Regions from separate parts of the Homo sapiens genome. Here region 2 is linked to region 1. Evidence: chromatin contacts called from ENCODE Hi-C or POLR2A ChIA-PET data. All regions are on one chromosome and are shown on one strand. The core of a region is the stretch at or near the end of the contact, and the rest is flanking DNA. Distances in the headings are between cores, read along the strand shown.

What was found. Hi-C counts contacts between places; a loop is a spot of excess contacts on that map. ChIA-PET counts read pairs that join two places held with the same protein, here RNA polymerase II (POLR2A). Pooled maps may share reads with other maps.
Region 2: a loop to region 1 is called in a map with no recorded cell type, with 5 times the contacts of the local background. The contact joins two enhancer-like sites. A Hi-C loop is called at or near these places in 1 of 168 maps with a recorded cell type or tissue (breast epithelium), 3 of 37 single-sample maps with no recorded cell type and 3 of 50 pooled maps. POLR2A ChIA-PET finds 5 or more read pairs at or near these places in 2 of 52 experiments (HCT116 and MCF 10A).

The regions. Positions count from the first base shown.
Region 1 is chr15:71,467,827-71,473,113 of GRCh38, reverse strand. All of the region lies in intron 7 of THSD4 (thrombospondin type 1 domain containing 4), which reads right to left. Among named protein-coding and RNA genes, the nearest start is that of THSD4-AS2, 220 kb to the left of the region's middle. Within about 2 kb of position 1,638, at least 2 of the 41 ENCODE cell types and tissues checked have a DNase peak (open chromatin) inside an H3K27ac peak, as active enhancers do.
Region 2 is chr15:71,505,953-71,511,163 of GRCh38, reverse strand. All of the region lies in intron 7 of THSD4 (thrombospondin type 1 domain containing 4), which reads right to left. All of the region lies in intron 2 of LOC107984716 (a long non-coding RNA gene), which reads left to right. Among named protein-coding and RNA genes, the nearest start is that of THSD4-AS2, 180 kb to the left of the region's middle. Within about 2 kb of position 2,662, at least 2 of the 41 ENCODE cell types and tissues checked have a DNase peak (open chromatin) inside an H3K27ac peak, as active enhancers do.

The DNA of each region.
Region 1 (5,287 bases), core at 389-2,888:
TTGTACTCCAGCCTGGGCCACAGAGTGAGACTTTGTCTCAAAAAAAAAAAAAAAAAAGCCAAATACAGTAATACAGTCAAAAAGACTTGGTAACATTAAGAATTTTTTTTAAAAGCACCTGAAAATGCACTATTCAAAACAGATCTCACCATTAACAGCATCTGCAACAAGTCTGCCTGCACAAATCAGGTATTCTCCGTGCCAGAGTTACATAAAACAACTCACACTGCCTCCTCCAGTGTTTCAAAGGCTACATTTCCTTCCCATGGGAGTTTTTCTAAATTTACAATGCAAAGTTTACCACTCACACAGTTTCAATTAAGATGACATGTGCTTTATGAGAATAACACACAAGTCAGCCTCCTGTGAAATCAACCTCTCTTAAAATCAAGATCCCATTTCCATGCAGGTCAGCGAGCAGGACTTCCAAGACGCATCAGGAGAGGGGATGTTTCTGGAACATTCATCTTGGAATGAAGAAAAATTCCTCAGGAGACTTTTTCTAGTTTGTCTGCTGTGGAACTCTGCCCGTTAGAGAAGCCAAGCCTCTGTTCTCTAAGAAGAGCAAAGAAATCTTCAACTGGGGGGAGTTCTAATGGGCAATATGAGTGAGAGCACAATTAAAGGCTTGCAGGGACAGTCCAAGTCTTGTTGGAAAGGATCCCTGCTCAGATGGGCCTTTCACAGATAGGCAGTAGAGTTACTCTAGAATGAATTAACTGTTGATGATAATAATGATAAACAGTAGTGGTTAATATGTATTGAAGGCCTAATACATACTAGTTAGCATTTAAATATTTGACTCTTAAGTTTATAAGCATGAAATCTTGACAACAACCCCATCATGTAGATACTGTTATTAACTCCATTTTACAGAGGAGGATAAAAAACTTACTAGGCCAGGCGCAGTGGCTCATGCCTGTAATTCCAGCACTTTAGGAGGCTGAGGCAGGAGGGTCACTTGAACCCAGGAGTTTGAGACCAGCCTGGGAAACATAGGGAGGCCCTGTCTCTACAAAAAGCTTTAAAAATTTAGCCAGGCATGGTGGTGCATGCCTGTGGTTCCAGCTACTCGGGAGGCTAAGGTGGAGGGATTGTTTGAGCCCAGGAGGTTGAGGCTGTAGTGAGCCATGATTGTGCCACTGCACTGTAGCCTGGGTGACAGAGCAAGATCCTCTCTCAGAACAAAAACAAAAACACCAATGTACTTAAGCTCACATGGTTGGATGTGGCCAAGTTGGGATTCAAACCCATGGTCTGACTCCAGATCCCACGCTCTGAAACCCCTACACAGCCTGTCTCTCATAGCCAGTGTTGATTGAGCACTATGGATGATCTTACCTGAATCCTCCCGGCCACCCAGTAAGGAAGGTTTTATGACCCCCACTTGATAGATAAGGAAACAGGAATGAAAAGTGTCAGGGACTTGCCTCAGGCTACATATCTAGTATGAGGCTGGGCCAGGAAGTGGAGCCAGGCATGTCTGAGCAGTGCATCCTTGCTCCTGATCACTTGATCATACTTCGCCTTTCACATTGCAAAAGACAAACATCTGACTGAGTGACATAAAGTGGGTGAGGGCAAGGCAAAAGAGGACAGCAGGAAGTGGTGGCTGGAGGGCCTCAGAGGGGCACACTGTATCCTTAAGACCCAGCATGACACCTCAGGGCTGGCCTAGGTGAGTAAGAGGGGTGTGGGAGAGATGAAACAGAAAGTATTAAGCACATTTACCACCCCAGAGAGTCAGGGCCTCCTGTAAAGGCACAGACATTCTGGAAACTCTGTCACCTGTCCCTCCCCTCCATGAGTCTGATTTTTGGACACCTCCACCTGCTTGCCCTAGTGATTAATTCTGAACCTTAGCATGCAGAGGGCCCATGTGCTCACATCCAAGGGAAGCTGGTTGAGTGTCATGAGTGGGGATGGGTCACAGAAGGGGTAGCCTGGGACTGGATGGGAGGAGAGCAGCAAAGTCCTGAGGCCCACAGCACAGGAATGTGCAGGAACCGACAGGCATCAAGGCCAAGGGGTTATCCCAAAACCAGCAAGTTCTTTTTGTTTTTGTCTCTGCTTAGCAGACAAGCTCAAACAAACAAACAACAACAAAAAGAAATAGCCTGATAACTTTAAACATACTGCAAAACTTTCAAACTATATATGAGTTTAAAATCCTCACTCAGGCCGGGCGCGGTGGCTCACGCCTGTAATCCCAGCACTTTGGGAGGCCGAGGCGGGTGGATCATGAGGTCAGGAGATCAAGACCATCCTGGCTAACAAGGTGAAACCCCGTCTCTACTAAAAATACAAAAAATTAGCCGGGCGCGGTGGCGGGCGCCTGTAGTCCCAGCTACTCGGGAGGCTGAGGCAGGAGAATGGCGTGAACCCGGGAAGCGGAGCTTGCAGTGAGCCGAGATTGCGCCACTGCAGTCCGCAGTCTGGCCTGGGCGACAGAGCGAGACTCCGTCTCAAAAAAAAAAAAAATAATAAAATCCTCACTCAGCCATTTATTAGCTTTGTGATCTTGATCAAATCACTACATCTCTGTCAGTTTCCTCACCTATGAAACGGTGATAATACTAGTACCTCCTAATGAGACCATTAGGAAAATTAAATGAATTAATAGACATAAAATGCTTACAACAGTACTCTGCCATAGCAATGCTGGCAATTGCTGTTATTATTTTCTAGCAGTGGTTATCACTTGGGTTTTAAAAGACCTTTATATTGAGACTGTGCAGCATTCACATGGCTCCAAGTAGTCAACCTCTAGGAAAGAAACAAAAATTCTCAATTTTATTGGTTCCCTCAGGTAGGGAATAGGTAGAACTCCAACAAACTATCAGGTTTTTTCCACAACCCTTGAATGCAAATAATTATCCCAAAGCAAAGCTCTGACTCCTTATAAATTAGTAGTAATTATGAATCACTTCTAGAAAAAAAATGAAAAGATTTAAAAAAACAAAAACAAAAAACAAACTACTTTATAAACTACAAAGTTCTTAAGGTAGGGAACCTCTTATACTTATTGCCTGAACATGTGAGATTGTTTCATGCCTTTACACCTTTGCATAAATCGGCTCCTCTGCCTTCATCTCTACCTCCATATGGCTAGTGAACTCCTATTTATATGTTAAAATCCAGCTTGGACATCTCCTCTGTGCTCATTTGACACTGTACATATTTATATTGTATGAATTCCTCTCTATTATAACTGTATGTTGTTCTCCCACTAGATTGGCTCAATGGTCTTTGTATATCATTTAGCACATGTTGTTCATTTTTCTATTCGTTAAACGAATATTGATAGAAGGCCTGCTATATGTCAGGTGCCACAGGAGACACTAAGAAAGGATACAACAGCGAGACCAGCATGGTGGAGATCATGGGGAGGGAGATCACCAGACTGAAATTCCTGCCTTCTTGCCGAAATAGGGCAGTCTTCCAAAGATATATTTGATGCAGATGTGTTGAGCCTAAGTTGAACACATATCCGGCTAAATGTATTCATGTGGGTGCTGCTTAGTAGATAAATACCACCTGTGCCTCACTTCGCCGGAAGGGGGCTCTCAGAAGAAGTTGGTTGGCAGCTTCTCAGCCTTGAAGCCAGCCCCCAGCAAGTGTCCGTGGGACTGTGAGGCAGGGGAGCTAGGCCACGGACATTCTCGCATTGCTGTCTCACTGTTCTCCATGGGTTGCTGACTTGTGAACCTGCAGCTGCATTCTGAGAGCTGGAAAATCTGAAAATGTAATGTTAAGTCAACTACAACTTGGGATGTGTGTGTGGAAACCAGTCCTGTGTGCAATCTGAGGATGCCCACTGAGGACAAAGCCATGACAACCACATAGGGCCTGGGCAGTGCAACACATGAAGTTAGCACGGTTTAGAAGATGGAGAAAAGTTTATCAAGCAGAATTCTCTTTGGAAGTGAGCTGCAGGTGTTTGAGAAGAACACCCAAACAATATCTTAGGTCAAATGTGAGGCCTGGAGGGAGCCTAATCACATGTCAAATTAAGCAAGGCAAGAAAAGGGATGGATGTTTATTGTCACAGGTGTGACAGAGTCTGCTAGTTGTCTTCCAATATTTATTCTCCCTTTCTTCCACAGTAAGAGAACCACCAGGTTTCAGACACGCAAATACCTGCCCAGAATAAAGACTACATTTCCCAGTCTACTTTGTAACTAGGTGTGGTCATGTGACTAAGTTCTGGCAAATAGGATGGGAGCAGAAGTAGTGTGCAACTTTTGGGATATTCTTAAAGGGAGGGCATATGCCCTTTTTGCTGGCTGGAATGTATATGTAATGGCTGGAGCTGCAGCAGTCACTTTAGATGATGAGATAATCTTAAAAATAGAAGCTAAGCATGAAAGAGTAAGACAGAAGAGGGTCCAGTAATGTGGAGACCACAACAGCCCTGGACTGTTTATTCTCAGACTTACCTAACGTGAGGCAGAAATAAACTCCTTTAGATCACTGCTATTATTTTTTCTATTATAGCTAAAAGTAATGTTTTATTATATTTACATATTATTTTTCTCTTATAGCTAAAACTAATGTTAATAGGAAATAGGAACAAGGGAGTGAAGTGAGGGCTGAGCCCTTGAAGGCACCTATTGCCAATTGCTTGTTAAAGTCACCTCTGGTGGTGTTTTGGACATGCTATCCAAAAATATGGGACTTTTAGCATATGAGCATATTAAATATTTTAAGGAAAAAGGGATCTGAGAGAGCATGTGCAGGAAGGTCTCCAGACCTGTATGATTCTGTTCTCATGCTGCTAATAAAGACCTACCCGAGACTGGGTAATTTATAAAGGAAAGAGGCTTAACTGACTCACAGTTACACATGGCCGAGGAGGCCTCACAATCATGGTGGAAGGCGAAGGGGAAGCAAGACACATCTTACATGGCAGCAGGCAAGAGAGAGCGTGTGCATGGGAGCTCCCCTTTATAAAACCATCAGATTGGCTGGGCGCAGTGGCTCATGCCTGTAATCCCAGCATTTTGGGAGGCTGAGGCGGGTGGATCACCTGAGGTCAGCAGTTCGAGACCAGCCTGGCCAACATGATGAAACCTCGTTTCCACTAAAAATACAAAAATTAGCCAGGCTTGGTGACAGGCGCCTGTAATCCCAGTTACTTGGGAGGCTGAGGCAGGAGAATTGCTTGAACCTGGGAGATGGAGGTTGCAGTGAGCCGAGATCATGCCACTGCACTGCAGCTGGGCGACAAGAGCAAAACTCCGTCTCAAAAAAAGAAAAAAAAAAAAACCATCATATCTCCTGAGAC
Region 2 (5,211 bases), core at 1,413-3,912, 37 kb before region 1:
CTCTCTGTTTCCCATTATTTGGTGCCCTTTCCATTTGATTGGCTCTGCTGAAGACAGAAGCCACATTTTCTTTATCTTGCTCTGTACTCAGACTTCTCCCCTTGACCCTTACAGCAAAACATCTCTTTATCACATCACCAAACATAAGCTCAGCCATCCTCTCATACAAAACATCACTCGACCACACCGCCAAACGTGAGGTCATCCATCCTCTCACACAAAACATCACTCGACCACACCGCCAAACGTGAGCTCACCCATCCTCTTATATAAGAGCCTAGCATATAGCAATACTGTCACATTCAAGCAAAAAGAATGATTCTACTTCTTTGATGGCAATCTGAGGTAAATAATGAGACTTTTAATTATCCTTCACAATGCCAAAGACTCTACCTGCTGTTGTTAAGCATGAGGTTTATCCCCAGACTACAGGTGAGTTAAGGTCTGTAGAGAGACCGTGGTCCGTAACAGAACATGAGGCTGGGCTACGAAGAAAACCTGGTTTGTCTTCAGGTCCATCTCATGCTTTGCCCTAATCCAGGCAGCAGCATTGCCACATCTCCCTGCTGTTTGCTCCCATGCTGTATTCAGGTCACTCTGTAGACGTCCTAACCAAGCAAGGACCTCCCTGATCACAGAATCTAGAAGAGCCCACTCACACCATCTTTCTCTCCAGCCTGTTTCTCCTATTCAACTTTTCTTCAGAGCAGCTATGGTCACTGATATTCTATGTCCGTGCATTTATTATCAATCTCCCCTCTGAAAGATAAGCTCCATGAGGGCAGGCACTTTTGCCTTGTTTGCAGCTGTAGCCTCAGTGCCTAGTATAGATTTGTCCTTTCAGTAGGCACTCAATAAATACAAAATAAGTGAAGGATGAACAAACAGCTGTCATTCACTGGGAAAACATTTACCGAGTACCAAGTCATAATAAAATCTACCAATTACTGAGTGTTTACCAGACACTAGACACTGTGCTGAGCGCTAGTGGCAAGCGCATTGGGTGTTCTATCAATGCAACAACTTTCTACCAATGGGCAAAGTTCTGTTTTTAATAAAATGTATCTTGCCCCAGTAGAGCAGCGACACACAGCTCTAGGGTTATTCATTACCTCCTCTTCGTTCCAGCATGAAAAGCTTCTAACTTCTGCCAATATGGATATTAGAATGATTCCTACTGTATTCATTTCATTTTTAAAAATATCGACAATAGTTATGCACTAGAGCCTGCTGGAGAAAAAAAATTCTTTTTAAAGCCAATGAAACACTACAACAACCAGATTTAAATGTTTTCATCATTCAATCTAAATAAACCAGTTGGGTAGCTTGGTAGAGAAATTCTCCAAATAGGTAACAGATGGCAAACTTTCCTGGGGAAAGTAGCTTCAGACTTAACACCTACCTAGGATCCACCACTTTTTAAAATGAAGAGTCCATTTGAGGTTCTTTATTAATTTCATATCAAATGGTTCCTACTGCCTGCAAGATACAGTATGGTGAAAGCAGCCAATAAAATATGTGGGATTTGGAGTCCAACAGACCCAGGTTTGATTTCTAGCTCTGCCACTAGCTGTGTAAAATTAAGTTAGATGCTTTGCTTCTTGAAGTCGAAATGCCCTTGCTGCTCATCTACCATTGTATAACTAACATGTAATCATTACTTGGCCTGGGGGTTGATTTTACTCCACTTACTTACAAGCTAATGAGTTAATCTATCATGGTTTCATGGATACTAGCAGAGAATCTTGGATAATGAGACAAAGGACTTTATTACTCATGGCACAGCAAGTAGCATGGATATCAGTGTTTGCAGTCGGTTCCCCTTGTCTCCAAGTCCACAGGGGCAATGCAGAGAGGTCCAGACATATTCCACATGCAGTGTGTTTGCAATGCAGTGGATGAATACTGAGCTTGGGAATGCACTGCATTCACAGCAAGCAATAAACAAGCCTGTTCTTCATTCTGGAGGTAGGCCTTCCCTCATTTCTAAATGTTGCTTACTGAAAACACAGTCCTGAAAAATGGGTCAGGTAAAGGGGATCATGTCCTCATATTCTGGTCATACCTAACATGACATGTAGGAGTATGAGTAAACCCATGGAGGACTGCTTCCAATAATAACATGATTAAATTATCCCCCCAGTTCCTACAACTCGGTATCCAAAGATTCCACCTGCCTCCTCCCTCTCTCTCAGAAATGCTTCCTTTTTTGAAAAAAAAAAAAAATCCATCCTTTTATTTTTCTTTTTGCATCACGCTCAAAGAATTCTAAAATGTTTGACCTGGAAGGCATTTTTCAAAGCAAGCAGTTGTAAAATTTTAGGTAGCTATTAAAACTTACACAGAATTTTTGTAATGCATGGAGAAGTGCTTCATATAATGTTAAGAGAAGCAGCAGGATCCAACATATTTATAATACCTAAAAATACACTACATATACATGATAGTTTTCTGTGTTTTACAAATTCTACACTGAAAATGTATCTCACTTCTCTACTCAGAAGAAAACTGAAATGCTTTAGCTCACCCCCTTTACTTTGCAGATGAGGAACTGAGAAGCATACAGGTTCAATGACCTCCCACAACACCCCACCACCCCACCCCCTGCCGCAGGCCCTTTGCAGAGCTGGTAATGAAAGGCACAGCCTCTGATTTTCAGTGCGGTGACTTTGGCCCTTGCCTCTGGGGATTTGGGAGGGACAGCAGGGCAAAACTGGGTAGGGAGGATCTGGCCAAGGTAACCATGACCATCTGAACCTGGGGAAGAAGTCCTCTGCATTTAATGACTGTTGGCAGCTGGACTCAGGTTTCCCTGCCCGTTACTATAACTGGCATGAGGGAGAAGATGAATTCCCTTAGGCCTGGGCTTCTTATGGTAAGCTACTCATTGTTCAAAGTTGGCAGCCAACTGTGATGTGGCTTAACCCAGGGCAAAACAAAGCCCTGAGACTCCAGTAGGTAGAGCTGAGGTTGGGCTCTGGTGCAAACTCCTGAAGGGCTGGCTTCAACATGAGCTATATGAATTACTTGTCTAGACAGTTCCCATTTCACTGAATCATTAAGTGGTCCTCCCGCCCCCTTAGCAATGTTCATAACTCACATAAGCATCTTTCTCAATCACATACTTCTTTTTCCTTCACTATTATTTTCAAATGACATTACTGCATCATTGTACTTTTTATTTTATTTTTTGGTAGTGAAGACTTTGCTATTCCCTAACTGCAGGAGAAAAACCCAACAAAAGTTATTAGAAGATCTAACTGGAGAAGTGGTTAATTTGCTCAGTTGAGTTAGAATGAACCCCTTGGAGCTTCATGGGGTTTGTCTCTAAAGTCCTGCAGTCTAATTCTGGTCCTGCTTCCATGGGGAGGGCATGTGGCTTTCTGATACCTGTCAAAGACAACTCAAAGTAACATTCCAACACCAAGTCCAAGCTTTTCTCCAGGCACAAAGGATATGGAGTCCAAAGATTTGGTCTTTGCCTTCCTGGAGCTTGGGGTGTAGAGGGAGGCAGATGAGGTTCTAGGTGGCAATGTGGGGAGGTAACTGCTAGAAACTGCCTGACTACTCCCCTTCTCTCCTCAGCCCCCACCTTTCAAACTTTGGGACAATGCGGGGAGCAGTGTCTCCAGCTGAGAACATACCAGAAGGGGAAGATCTGAGTGTGGCTGAAAGAAAAACACACAACTAAGTACAGGCCTTTCAGTATACTTCCTGAAAAATCTTGTGTTCTACAAAATAGTGCAGTTTATGAGAGAAATAAGAGCAAACAACTCAAAATCTGTCCAGCTTTTTAACCAGAAGCCAGGAAAACCCAAATTGGTTCCTGGAATATAATTTGACACCCCAAGTAAGAAACTCAGAACTCTGGAGTCTGTCTCAGGGAATATTAAAAACATACAACATCAAAAAAGTGGCACACTGGCTTGCAGGTGCTGGGGCAGGGCGGTGAGGCAGAGCTCTGAGCCAGCGGGGTAGCCATTACAGGTGTACAGGAGGAAGCACAACCAACTGCAGTCCTGGAGCTTCAGCGACCTCCCCTGGGGGCAGCCCGAGGCATGTGCTCATGTCTCATTTTAAATTTGCCTAATACACATCTAAAAAGGCTCCTGCCTATGCAACACCCTACTGAGAGTTTTGGGTTGTGTGTGAGTGTGTGTGTATGTGTTTGTCCTGTTGAAGTTTTCAATTCTGCTCCCACTATTCCACTTCCCCCTGCCTAGGAAAACTTACAGATGAACCAAACTAACTTGCATGGCACACTGATAACATTCTACCTTTTACCAGTTATTTGTGAACTAAGCAACGTTGTAACACAAGTTGTAACAGAACAGGCTGCACCTCACAGGGCAGCTGAGCCTGAAACACAAACCCCATGGAGCTGGCAGAAGGGTCCTGCCATGGCAGTAGCCTTGGGCCAGTTCAGACCAGGAAAGACAACCTGCTCTTCAGGCCGCCGTAAGTGGTGGAAATGGAATTGTGGGATACAATGGGATCATCTGATCCTTTACGCAAGTTGAAAGTTTAACGTGTTGTTTTGTGTGAATTACATGGATTTCTATAACCTTGTGTTGACATTCTTGTATCTGATGGGATGTCAGTGTGGGGCACTTGTGCTGGAGGGGACTAAAGGTTCGACAAAGCAGGCCACCTGCAAACAACCTGGCCTTGGTTGGCATGGGCCTTACGGGGTAGAGTCAGTCTCTGGAGACAAATTTACTGTCTCTGTGCCATGCTGATGGCAAGCTCCTCTTGACAGTACATGGGGAAGGAAGAGTGAGAGAGTCAGTACAATCCAATACTTAACCCTGGGCAGTTTGGAGGGAGAGGCTGAAACAGATCACTCATCCTGACGGGTAATGCATTGTTCTAAACATCATGGTGCACAACCTAAATTACAGAAGGAAAAAAACCAAAAAACACAAACCTGGAGGCAAAAGATATTTGATTCCTAAGATCTAGATCAGCAAAACCACAGATGGGAGTTAAGGAACAACATGGCCATAAACTCAGCAGACCATAAACTCCTTACGGGCAAGGACCACTCCTGACACCATGCCTGAACACAGAAGGTGCACGATCAATTCTTTTTGAAAGAAAACATTCAGTATGACATGTGGGCATGAACCACATTTAGAAAACATGTTCGTGCATTCTTTCCCCTCAAAATAAATAAAACACCATTTTACCACTTTACAAAATTACTCAAAA